2 separate regions of the Homo sapiens genome follow, and region 1 is linked to region 2. The links are chromatin loops, found by intact Hi-C in ENCODE. Cell type or tissue: A673. All regions are shown on one strand. Links, peaks and the distances in the headings refer to the core of each region. The heading gives the core; the rest is flanking DNA. Region 1 holds the start of LINC01877 (long intergenic non-protein coding RNA 1877). Region 2 overlaps LINC01923 (long intergenic non-protein coding RNA 1923).

Region 1 (5,389 bases), core at 146-5,145, 1.3 Mb before region 2:
TTAATTGCTTCCTAGTTTCAAGAATGGATAATCAAAGAGACAAATACTAGAAAAAAGTGCAGTGAGGCCAGGCACAATGGTTCATGCCTGTAATCCCAGCACTTTGAGAGGCCCGAGGCAGGCAGATCACTTGAGGAATTCAAGACCAGCCTGGCCAACATGGTGAAATCTCTACTAAACAAACAAAAAAATTAGCTGGTCGTGATGGTGTACCTGTAGTCCCAGCTGCTTGGGAGGCTGAGGCAGGATAATTGCTTGAATCCAAAAGGTGGGGGCAGCAGTGATCTGAAATCACACCACTGCACTCCAGCAGCCTGGGTAACAGAGTGAGACTTTGCCTCAAAAAAAAAAAAAAAAAAAAAAAAAAAAAAAAAAAAAAGAAGAAGAAGAAGAAAGAAAGAAAAGAAAAGAAAAAAATGCAGTAATTACTAGGTACTAACATAGGATCACAAAGAACCTTTCACTTTTAAATTGGGTTACTGGGGGTGGGGTTTGGGGGAGGGAGAGCATCAGGATAAATAGCTAATCCATGTGGGGCTTAATACCTAGGTGATGGGTTGATAGGTGCAGCAAACCACCATGGGACATGTTTACCTATGTAACAAACCTGCACATCCTGCCCATGTACCCTGGAACTTCAAATAAAATAAGATTAAGTAAAATTAAAAAAAAATAAATCAGGTTATTGAGTAGAATATTCTTGACATAATGAGTAGTTATGAGTAAGGTGTTTGATAAAGGCTCACATGATTGGTTATCTTGTGGACAAGATGAGGAAATGTTACCCTGATGATTGTGAAGTGTAATCAGAACTGGTGTCAATTAATAAATTGAGGTTAACCTGGAAAAGATGTTCTTGAGAATGTGCTGTTGGGAGCTTCAATTCAACATTTTCTTCATTGATCTAGGTGGCTAGCACAATCTCCTATGCTCTGGCCTTTTCCATTCCTGAATTCCCACCAAACCTGCTTTCCTATTTCCAATGCTTCAGCCCTTCATTGCTCCCACAATGTACCAGCCTCCTCAGCTGCATCTAGTGACTGGGGTGGCATTCACACACACTCCAGCATACGCCTCAGTTTTTCTGTTGCTCTCAATCTAGAAATATTTCCCCTTTGGAATAATTCAACCTTCCATTTTCTTATGATTCTGTCTACTGAGAAATATTCGAGAAAATTGCAAACTAATAGCTTTCAATTCCAGATGTCCTTCCTTAGAGTAATTTCTTTTCTCTCAAGTTTTCTACCCTCTATGACTAACACCATTTATCGAAGATGAAATCCCCAGAGTACCCTGTTCTCTTCCTTACTCTTTATATAATTTTTGTTTGTTTTTTTTCACTCCTCTCAGCTCATACTTATTCGCTCTTTATATTTAATTGGTCATATAGTCTTACTTATTCCACCTCTGAAAAATTCTGAATTCTGTCTCCTCTTCACTCCTATTGTCCTTGCTGTACTTCAGTCCTTATTAACTCTTACCTGAAATATTGCAGTAGCCTCCTAACTGGCCTCTCTGATTTTGGTGTTCTTCTTTGCCAAGAGAAGATGCTTCATCATCCCAGCTGCTGCTGGAGATGTTCTGCTAACATAAACAGCTGATCAGGTTATTCCCCTTGCTTGAAAGTCCCCTAGTTTAATCTCCTTAATGGGGTAAGTAACGGCAGTCAAACCAGCTGATCCCACCTACCTCTCCAGTTTCATCTCTTGGGCTCCTCATCTCTGTGTCTCTCTAGATGGCGAATGCTTTGAAGACAAAGATCTTATTCATTTTTGTATTCCTCTTTCCTAGAAAAACACCAGATACATAGTGGATCTTTTGTAAATTAGTGAACAACTGAAAACACGGAAAAAGGCTTTTCAAATTATTCAGGATTCAAATATGCAGAGGGTATCATGGCAAAATAAAATTAATAGAAAATACAAATTTAGAAAGATTTCAATATGCTATATCTGAAACTAATGAAACTATTTTAATGGGGACCAATGATTCAAAACTTAACTGTGCAAGAATAAAATGAAGGAGGCCTGCTGTCTTAGTCTTTTTAATTGCTTGTAATGGAACAGCTGAAACTGAGTAATTTATAAGAAACAAAATGTATTTCTTACAGTTCTGGAGGCTGGGAAATCCAAGGTTGAGGGGGCCCATCTGGTGAAAACCTTCTTGCTAGCGGGGGCTCTGTACAGAGTCCTGAGGTGTATCACATGGCAAGGGGGCCGAGTGTGCTAAGATGCTTGCTCAGGTCTCTTCCTTTCTTAGAAAGCCAGCAACCCTACTTCCATGATAAACCATTAATCCATTAACCCATTAATCCATCAACCCATGAATGGATTAATCCATTCATGAGCACAGAGCCCTCATGATCCAATCACTTAAAGGTCCCACCTCTCAATATTGCCACATCGGGGATTAAGTTTCAACATGAGTTTTGGTTGGAAATAATCAAACCATAGCACCTACCTTACACTCAGTTAGGATGAAAAATACCCAGGGGTTTTGTTGTATTACAACTGAATAGTGGCCAGAAGTGTGTTCTGGCTAGCAAAATTTTATGAAACCCTAAGTTACATTTCTAAACAAAGGACGAGATAATGGAGAATATGGTTCCACAATCATTTGTGCTGGCCAGAACAAAACTAGGTTTCAGGGACACTGACAGCTGAAGCTCAATCAGAGAATGGCATGTAGGAGGAGGGAGGTTCTGGAAAATATTCATGTGAAGAACCATTAAAAACTGAGAGTATTTACCTTAGAGAAGAGAAAACTTAAAGGGAATATTAGTTTCCTTAAATTTTTGCAAAGTGACTGTGGAAGTGTTTGATATTAGCTGAGTTCTTCTGAGGGCAGAACTAGCATGAATGAAATGGCATTAGAAAGGCAGATGACTTCAGTTTTATATAATGAAGACATTTCTATCAATGAGAGTTATTAAACAAATACATGGGCTATTGTTTGAATTTCTTGAGAACTGGAAATGTTCAGGCAACAGCTGAATGATGGTATGTCAGCAGTATCGGAGAAGGAATTCTAGACGGCCTCCAAGATTTTTCTAACGCCAAGATTTTACAGTCCTATATTTTATTTTTAGTTTAATTTTAAAGGAGACCACCGAGAAAATCCATTTGGAAACTTTCAATAACAGTGTAAGGTATAAAAATCCCAAGCCACCAACTAAATTTGTCTAAAAGGCAACCCCTAACCTCCTTGGTGAAGGCCTGTCTTTTGTTTCATTGTTTTGGCGCCCTAAGCACCCACAAGGGGGTGCTTGTGGGGAAAGGATCATGGATGTGATTAAAATCCTTATGGCTAAGCTCAGGATTAGAATTAGTAGTTAAACAACTGTGCAAAGATGTTTGCAAATCCTGATGAGGAAGCAAAGGTAGAGAGAAAAATGTCCAAAATGGAACCTTCATCAGACCCAAGAATTCTCCTTTGTTTAAGTCCAGAGGAGGCTAAGTAGAAGCAAACACAGAGGAAGCATTTTGTTATCAACTCCAAGGCCCTAGAGCTGAACTCCTCAACATGTTCCTCTCTGTGTCTTTGGCTGCTTGCTCAGTTGCTTGTTTTCTCCAACTACAAAACATAGAGACTAAAAGGCACCACCGATCCCATTCACCAGAAGCCGGGATTCATGAGTTAATGTCTGCAAAGCATTTTGAGCTTGTTGGAAGAAAGGCGCTAGATAAATACAAAGTGTTGTTGTTATTATAGGGAAGAAAAAGCAACTGTTAGCTCAGGGTCTATAATTAGGAAGCAAATATAGTGTCTGGTGGCTTTGATAATAGGATTTCTATGAAGATGTGGCATGCAGTAAGACCGTTGACTGAAATGTTATAAATGACATGATTTTTGCCATCCGAGTCAAAATCCTTAACATTTTAGTTTTCGGTTTTGTCTTCCTGCCCCTCTTCCTGCCCCTCCCCCCACACTCTATTTTTAGGTAAACTCTAAGAAAGCAAGTGTCAAATTAACAGCCCTGAAAATTAATAAACTTAGCGTGTTTTTGGAGAAAGTATGGTCCTGAAGGCATCTGGACTTGCTTCTTTTTCTTTCTGAGGCCAAATCTCGAAGACTTTAAGTTGAGCGTCAAGGTGTTCCACTGAGCGCCTTCAGATCCTGGATTCTTATGCTCTCTGTTGAGTCTTCAATTTGTAATCCCAGGGCCCTGTTGGAGGCCTAGTCCTACAGACTGGAAGAGAAAGCTCTGGAATTCTTTCAAGGGAAGCACAGATCTGAGTGCAGGTCTTGGAAAGTAAGTAAAGGAGGAAATAGTTTTAAAATATTTTAATATGTTTATCTGCATATTTTCGGTCTACCCATAATGTTCTGAGAATTTAAATGGTTTAAGAAAATCACTTCTAAAAATAAGAAATATTGTTTTTTGTGGAACAGTTTAGCCCTTCAGACTCCTCTCACTCCTTCTGCTATCAATTTGCTTAGTGATTTTTACCTGTATTTGCCTCGATTTCCATCCTATAAAATTGTCATAAATGATTACTATTCTAATCAGTGCTGCTGGAGAAAGGCAGCAAAGGCAGAATTCACAGATGTACAATTAAATTCTAATCTTTGACCTGCCATTAATTAACCAGCCAGCTATGGGCTTCCAGCAAGTTGCTGAATTCCCTGTGCCTCAGTTTCCCATAATGTAATAAACTAATAAATAATTGAAATGAATTAAAATGAAATTCACTTGGATTTAAATAAAGTAAATGAAACTTCCATTAAGGACTTTTCCATTTTTAAAATCTCTTATTTGTATGATTACTTCATTGTCCTTCCTAAAGTAAACATTTATGATTATGTCTTTAATGTTGATTTTCTTGTTCAGGTTTTCTAATTTTACTGTGGGGACTAGTTTGTTCCATGGAACTTGGTGTCATAAGTCTGATTTGAATCTGTTACATTTTTAGAACACAGAAGTTTCAAGTGTGTGTGTGTGTGTTTCATTGGGTAGCTGTAGACTTGTTACTTTTATCCCATGGGTTTGGATTTTTTAAAAATATAAACATTGTTTCTATTATTACTACCAATAAAAATATGTAAAATAGAGATTTATATTTTCACAGTCTTCTTGTCAGCTGAGTTTGCAGGAATTTTGGTTCAATGCATGTATTTGTCAGTTGCACTGAGGCAGGCAATGCACTTGGCGTCTAGAGGGTGAGGAGGGGTGGGTGGGGATGGGTGAGAGTGAGGAGTTTGAGGGGAGTCAGAGGAGGTCTCTAATTACACCAAGTTCTTGACACACCAAGGGGAGTGATTAATGCTTTCAGAGGTGTTACAATTTAGTGTTTATTTGAATGTATTAAAGTTTGCTTTGCTTTAAAATTCATCACATTTACACTTTGAAAACAGGACTACTGAGTTTTTTTTTTTTTAATGTCAAATT
Region 2 (5,389 bases), core at 65-5,064:
AACATTATAGCAAGTGAAGACAAAGTTTAGGGTCCCTCACTTCTTCCTGTCCCTTAAGCCGGGCCCTTGGAGCCTAGACAAGTGAGCGTGTGCCTGGTGTCCAGTGGCCCCTGTAAGGCAGTGTAGGTGGAAGCTCTCCCATGAGCCCAGCCTTCTGACCCACTTTCAGCTGGTCAACCCAGGAGACCTCACTTTGTCTTCTTGTGGCCAGAAATTCATCCTGAAATAGAGCAATTCTGAAAATGGGAGACTCTGATTTTTAACTGCCCCTGCCGGCCTCTGTGCTAGAGTTTTGCAGACCCCGTACAAGTTGTCCGATTGCAAAGAACTCAGTTATTGCAGCCTAAGTGAGGGGTGGGCACAGCAGCAGAAGTGTTGGGGCAGGGATGCCAGGGCAGAAGAAATTGCACTGTGAACAGGGCGACAGCTTATAATTGAGTTAAATGTATTATCTTTAAGCGGTTGAAGTCTGAAAGGCAAATTAACCTAAGAAGCCCTCCATAACCATTATGGTGGGGTAAAAAGCAGATCACTCTAGGTAGGAAGGGTTTCATCAGAGGCCAGGAAAACTAGATGATTGGCCATTATGTGTAAATTGGAATCTGTTTTCACAATAATCAACTTGTTAATTTTCAATGAAATTATTTCAAAGAAATTTTAGCATTTCCTGAACTCTCTTTATTTGCTTCTATCCTTTTCTTTCACCAGATGGACATAATGTCAATGTTTAAAAGGAAGTATTTATGCCTTTCTTTCAACAGTTAATTATTACCTGTCAGGCAGCTGAAGATATCAGGCAAGGCTAAGCAAAGTAAAATGTGTCACTTTTCCAGGCAGAAATTCACCCACTCAACAAATGTATATTGAGTACCTGATGTGTGCAGGGCACAGAGCTTGTTTCACTGAAAGCTGGTCAGTAAACTCAGAAAGAGAGAGAGCCCATTGCCCTCCACCATTCTAAACTTACACAAGCAAGGAACCAAGATGTTATGGATTGGACTGTGTCTCCCCAAAATGTATCTGTTGAAGCGCTAACCTTCATTATCTAAGAATAAGACCATATGTGGAGATAAAGCAGGGGTCCCTAAACCACTTCCCACCCCTCCCTACCACAGACCAGTACCAGTGTGTGGCCAGTTAGGAACCGAGCTGCACAACAGGAGGTGAGCAGCTAGCAAAGTGTCATCTGTATTTACAGCGGCTCCCCATTGTTTGCATTACCGCCTGAGCTCCTCCTCCTGTCAGATCAGCAGCAGCATTAGATTCTCAGAGGAGTGCCAACCCTATTGTGAACTGCGCATGTGAGGGATCCAGGTTGTGTGCTCCTTTTGAGAATCTAATGACTGATGATCTGTCACTGTCTCCCATCACCCCCCAGATGGGACCATCTACTTGCAGGAAAACAAGCTCAGGGCTCCCACTGATTCTATGTTATGGTGAGTTGTATAATTATTTCTTTATATATTACAATGTAATAATAGAAATAAAGTGCACAATAAATGTAATATGCTTGAATCATCCCCAAACCATCCCCTCCCACCCCACCCATTTGTGGAAAAATTTTCTGCCACAGAACCAGTCCCTGGTGCCAAAAAGGTTGGAGACCACTGAGTTAGAGCCTTTAAAGAAGTGTTTAAGTTAAAATAAGGCCTTTAGGGTAGGCCCTTATTCAATCTCCCTGGTGTCCTCATAAGAGGAGGAAATTTGGACATGTGAAGACATGCCAGGATTCCGTGCGCACTGAGAAAAGACCACGTGAGGGTATCATAAGAAGATGGGCATCTACAAGCCACGGAGAGCGGCCTCAAGAGAAACCAATCTTGCTGACACCTTGATCTTGCACTTCTGGCCTCCAGAACTGTGGGAAGATAAATGCTATTTATTTAAATAGCATTGTTTAAGCCACCCATTTTGGCTTATTTTGTGATGACAAAAGTATTTCTTTATAGCAGCCCTAGCAAAATAACATATAAGCCAAACATTTATAGGACCAAAATGACTTAGTTCTTCCTCATGCACGGCAAACTCTAGTTCCTTCAGTTATCATTTTGTGTCCTCTTTTTTCTGGAAGTCTCAGCCCTAAATTAGTCCCTGAATCCTCTAGACAAAAACTCACTACTCTTTTCCTGTAACAAAGGAATTTGTATGTATGGGTATGTGTGTGTGTGTGTGTGTGTGTGTGTGTGTGGTAAATATCCCATAATCAAAAACTGTTTCCTAGTGAGTTACAGAGACAAAATGCTTGAAAAAGTATGTGCCATCTTGTTACATTCTCTTAATTCTCTTTAGAGTGAGTACAATAAAGTAAAACTTCATTATATCATGGAATATAGTTTGTACAAAATAGTACTACTTCTACATTGAAAGATTAGTTCTGCCTGGATCCAGTACACATGTCATATTTCTGGAAAGTCATTTGACACGAATCAGTCTAAAAAATAAAACAAGCAGGTGCATAATATATTACCCAGAATAAAATAAACATGGCTTCATTTGTAAGTGCCAGAGTATTCGTCCATTAAATCTCCATCAGCTACTGCATCTTTGGCGCCCTCTTGTGTCCATTTTGGGATAGGTTTTTTTCGTGGAATTTGCGAGCCATTCACCCCACGGCATCTCTAATTCAATCCCTCAAAAATGCAAGCGAGCACTCGATAGAAATCAATCTCTCCTTTGTCTACATAAATTATACCAATTGTAAAAATACTATTTGGTTAAAATATATATTATAAGGTTTCAAATTTTAAGTAAACATTTCTATACCCATTTGACTTCCTGAATATTTGAGCTTTTTTCTGTAGATTATTATAGAGAAAAGTTTTTTCTCTTGCTTTTATAGTTAATAGGTATTCATATTTATTTGTTGATCCTTCAGCATTTTAGTTCTAAAATGTAGGTCCCTTAGGTATCCTTTAAAAATTAATTTTTAACTCAGATTTCCACTGAAAAATATTATGTAAAACATTTTTACAAATCAAACCATAAAGCATGTTCTCTGCCATGACTATATCTGTACAGTTTTGTTTGAGATACCAATTGTTAATACCATCATTGCTATTTCCACCAAAAAGATGAATAAATATAAGCAAATTCCCAAAACATGACTTCATGCAGATTAGCTTAGTACATTGGTGATTACAGTACAAAGGTCACATTGCGTGTTAAAGTTAATTTCCCCAATTCTGATCTAATAAGGCATCCACCTTGGTTATTTCCTTGTTTTGTATAGATATCATAAAATATGAATTGGCATCTATATCACAAATCATCTGGGCCTATCCCTATTTCTCATTACTAACATTTAGTTCAAATACCATTCATCAAAATCTAACCACCCAATTTACATTTATACTGTATTCAGATAAATAACCATGTTCATCTGGGGCATGGGCTTTATTTCTCCTGAAGGCATAATTAGGGCCAGGCGTGGTGGCTCATGCCTGTAATACAGCACTTTGGGAGGCTAAGGTGGGAGGATGGCTTGAGCCCAGGTCAAGGCTGCAGTGAGTCATGATTGTGCCACTGCACTCCAACCTGGGCAACAGAGTGAGACCCTGTGTCTCAAGAAAAATTAAAAAATTTAAAAATAAAGGCATCATTAAATTCCCCAAGTAAATTCATTAAAATTTACTCCGTAGGCAAGGGACTGGCAAACTGACAAATAAGGACTATTTCAGAAGTTTCCAAAAGATGCAAGGCAAAATAAATACCTCATAAGTCATCAGCGAGATGGACAACTGTTGAGAACAAACAGAAGCAACTTTACGCTGGAATCAGCAAAAGCTGCTGTGAGGTAGAACAAGAACGTTTGACAGCAAAGTGTGCACCAGCCAGGGACCTTGGACAGATCATCACCAGCAAAACAGGGATAATTCTTACTGTATCCATTGTTAATGGGATAGCACATAAGAAATACTTAAAGAAAAGGGTATGAGTAAAAAGATGCATTTAATGAATTAATGCAGTTTAGATATTTAATATAGGGTTAGAAGCAAATATACAAATAATGCTTTTATTCTTAGAAAACATCTTTATTCTTTCAGACTCTGAGAATTAGTCTAAAGTTGCAGATAAGTACAAAATTACAAACACAAAGCCAGAATTCACCTTTTTGTGGGGGAACATGGGAAGAAGGTAAAGCAAAGTGTCTGTGATTTTGTATCAACCTGGTTAGGCCACAGTGCCCATTTGTTTGGTCAAACATTAGTCTAAATGTAGCTGCAAAGGTTTTTTTTTTTAAATAAACTTTGAATGAAGCAGATTAACCTCCATAATGTGGCCGAGTCTTATTTAATCAGTTGAAGGCCTGAATTCTACAGCAGATTTTGAAAATGCCAATATTCATAACGGCATGAGCCAATTCCTTATAATAAATATTTCTTACACACACTCTCTTTCTCTCCACACACATACACAACACACACACTCACACACACATCCTTTTGGCTTTGTTTCTCTGGAGAACCCTGGCATACGTAATCCATATGTTTTATAAATATTATATATATTTATATTTATATATATATCTTACACATACTCTGTATGCATATATATGGATGCATGTGTGTATTTCTCATAGAACAAGGTCAAAAGTATCCTTGACAAGGGTACTTTTATAAATAGGTTATAGCGTTCTGGCAAAGCGGGAATTAGTTGAGGATTAAGATGTTACAACCTTCTCCAGGCCTGAATGAAACTATGGCCTGAGATTTTCTAATTCCGCAGGAGCTTGCCTCACCCTAACCTCACTGCAAGGTACCAGGTGGGTCATGCACCCCTCATTACACTGAATCTGCCCCTCCTCCCCTCTCTACTGTCACTCTCTAGCCTGTGACCTCCTTTGCCTATGACAGTGTCCTCTCTGGTCAGCCTTATTCCAGTCCTCCCCACACCCTTCTCCCCAGTGCAACCACCACCTTCTCGCCAGAGGAATCAAATCACATCACTCCCTTAAACCTTTGGGTGGCTGTCACTATGCCTCCCCTTTGTCACTGTCATTCTTTTAAAACATAATTACTTGTATTTCCTCAACCACACCCCCATTGTGTACTACTACACGCCTTTACAGAAGTGGCTACCGCTTCTTGGAATGGTCTCCTCTTGTCTTCTCTTCTCCTTCTCATGCAAATCCAGTACAAGCATTGCTGCGTCTGAAAGCCTTCCCAGCCAACCCCTCACAGCAGAATTCACCACTGCCTCTTCCAGGAGGCTGCTTTGCATTGCATCCTGTGATAATAATCAGCCCCTAGTTGATTCATCTTTGCCTACCAAGCACATGGCCCAGTGCCTGGCACACAGTGGGCCCTTGCAGAGTGATTACTTGAGAGAAGTGAATTGAATTCACCAGATGCCTAGGTGCAAGCTGCCATCCTGACTACCTATTAGTGAG

What was found. Hi-C counts contacts between places; a loop is a spot of excess contacts. Peaks named below come from ENCODE experiments on the same cell type or tissue, not always from the same donor. Only the 100,000 strongest peaks of a DNase experiment are listed, where the experiment ranks them.
Region 1: it touches region 2 in a loop (3-fold over the local background); 15 of 110 quality-filtered maps call a loop at or near these places.

Annotation. Positions count from the first base shown.
Region 1 is chr2:199,604,428-199,609,816 of GRCh38, reverse strand. LINC01877 (long intergenic non-protein coding RNA 1877) reads right to left here and starts at 1,749. Exons shown (of 7, transcript NR_110270.1): 1 at 1,690-1,749. In A673, for the core only: CTCF peaks have their summits at 3,062 and 3,261 (motif pointing right); no DNase peak of the experiment used is centred there.
Region 2 is chr2:198,307,027-198,312,415 of GRCh38, reverse strand. The region is part of intron 2 of LINC01923 (long intergenic non-protein coding RNA 1923); the gene reads left to right. Among named protein-coding and RNA genes, the nearest start is that of LINC01923, 65 kb to the left of the region's middle. RefSeq lists a silencer at 2,417-2,711. In A673, for the core only: a CTCF peak has its summit at 2,550 (motif pointing left); a DNase peak (open chromatin) is centred at 2,545.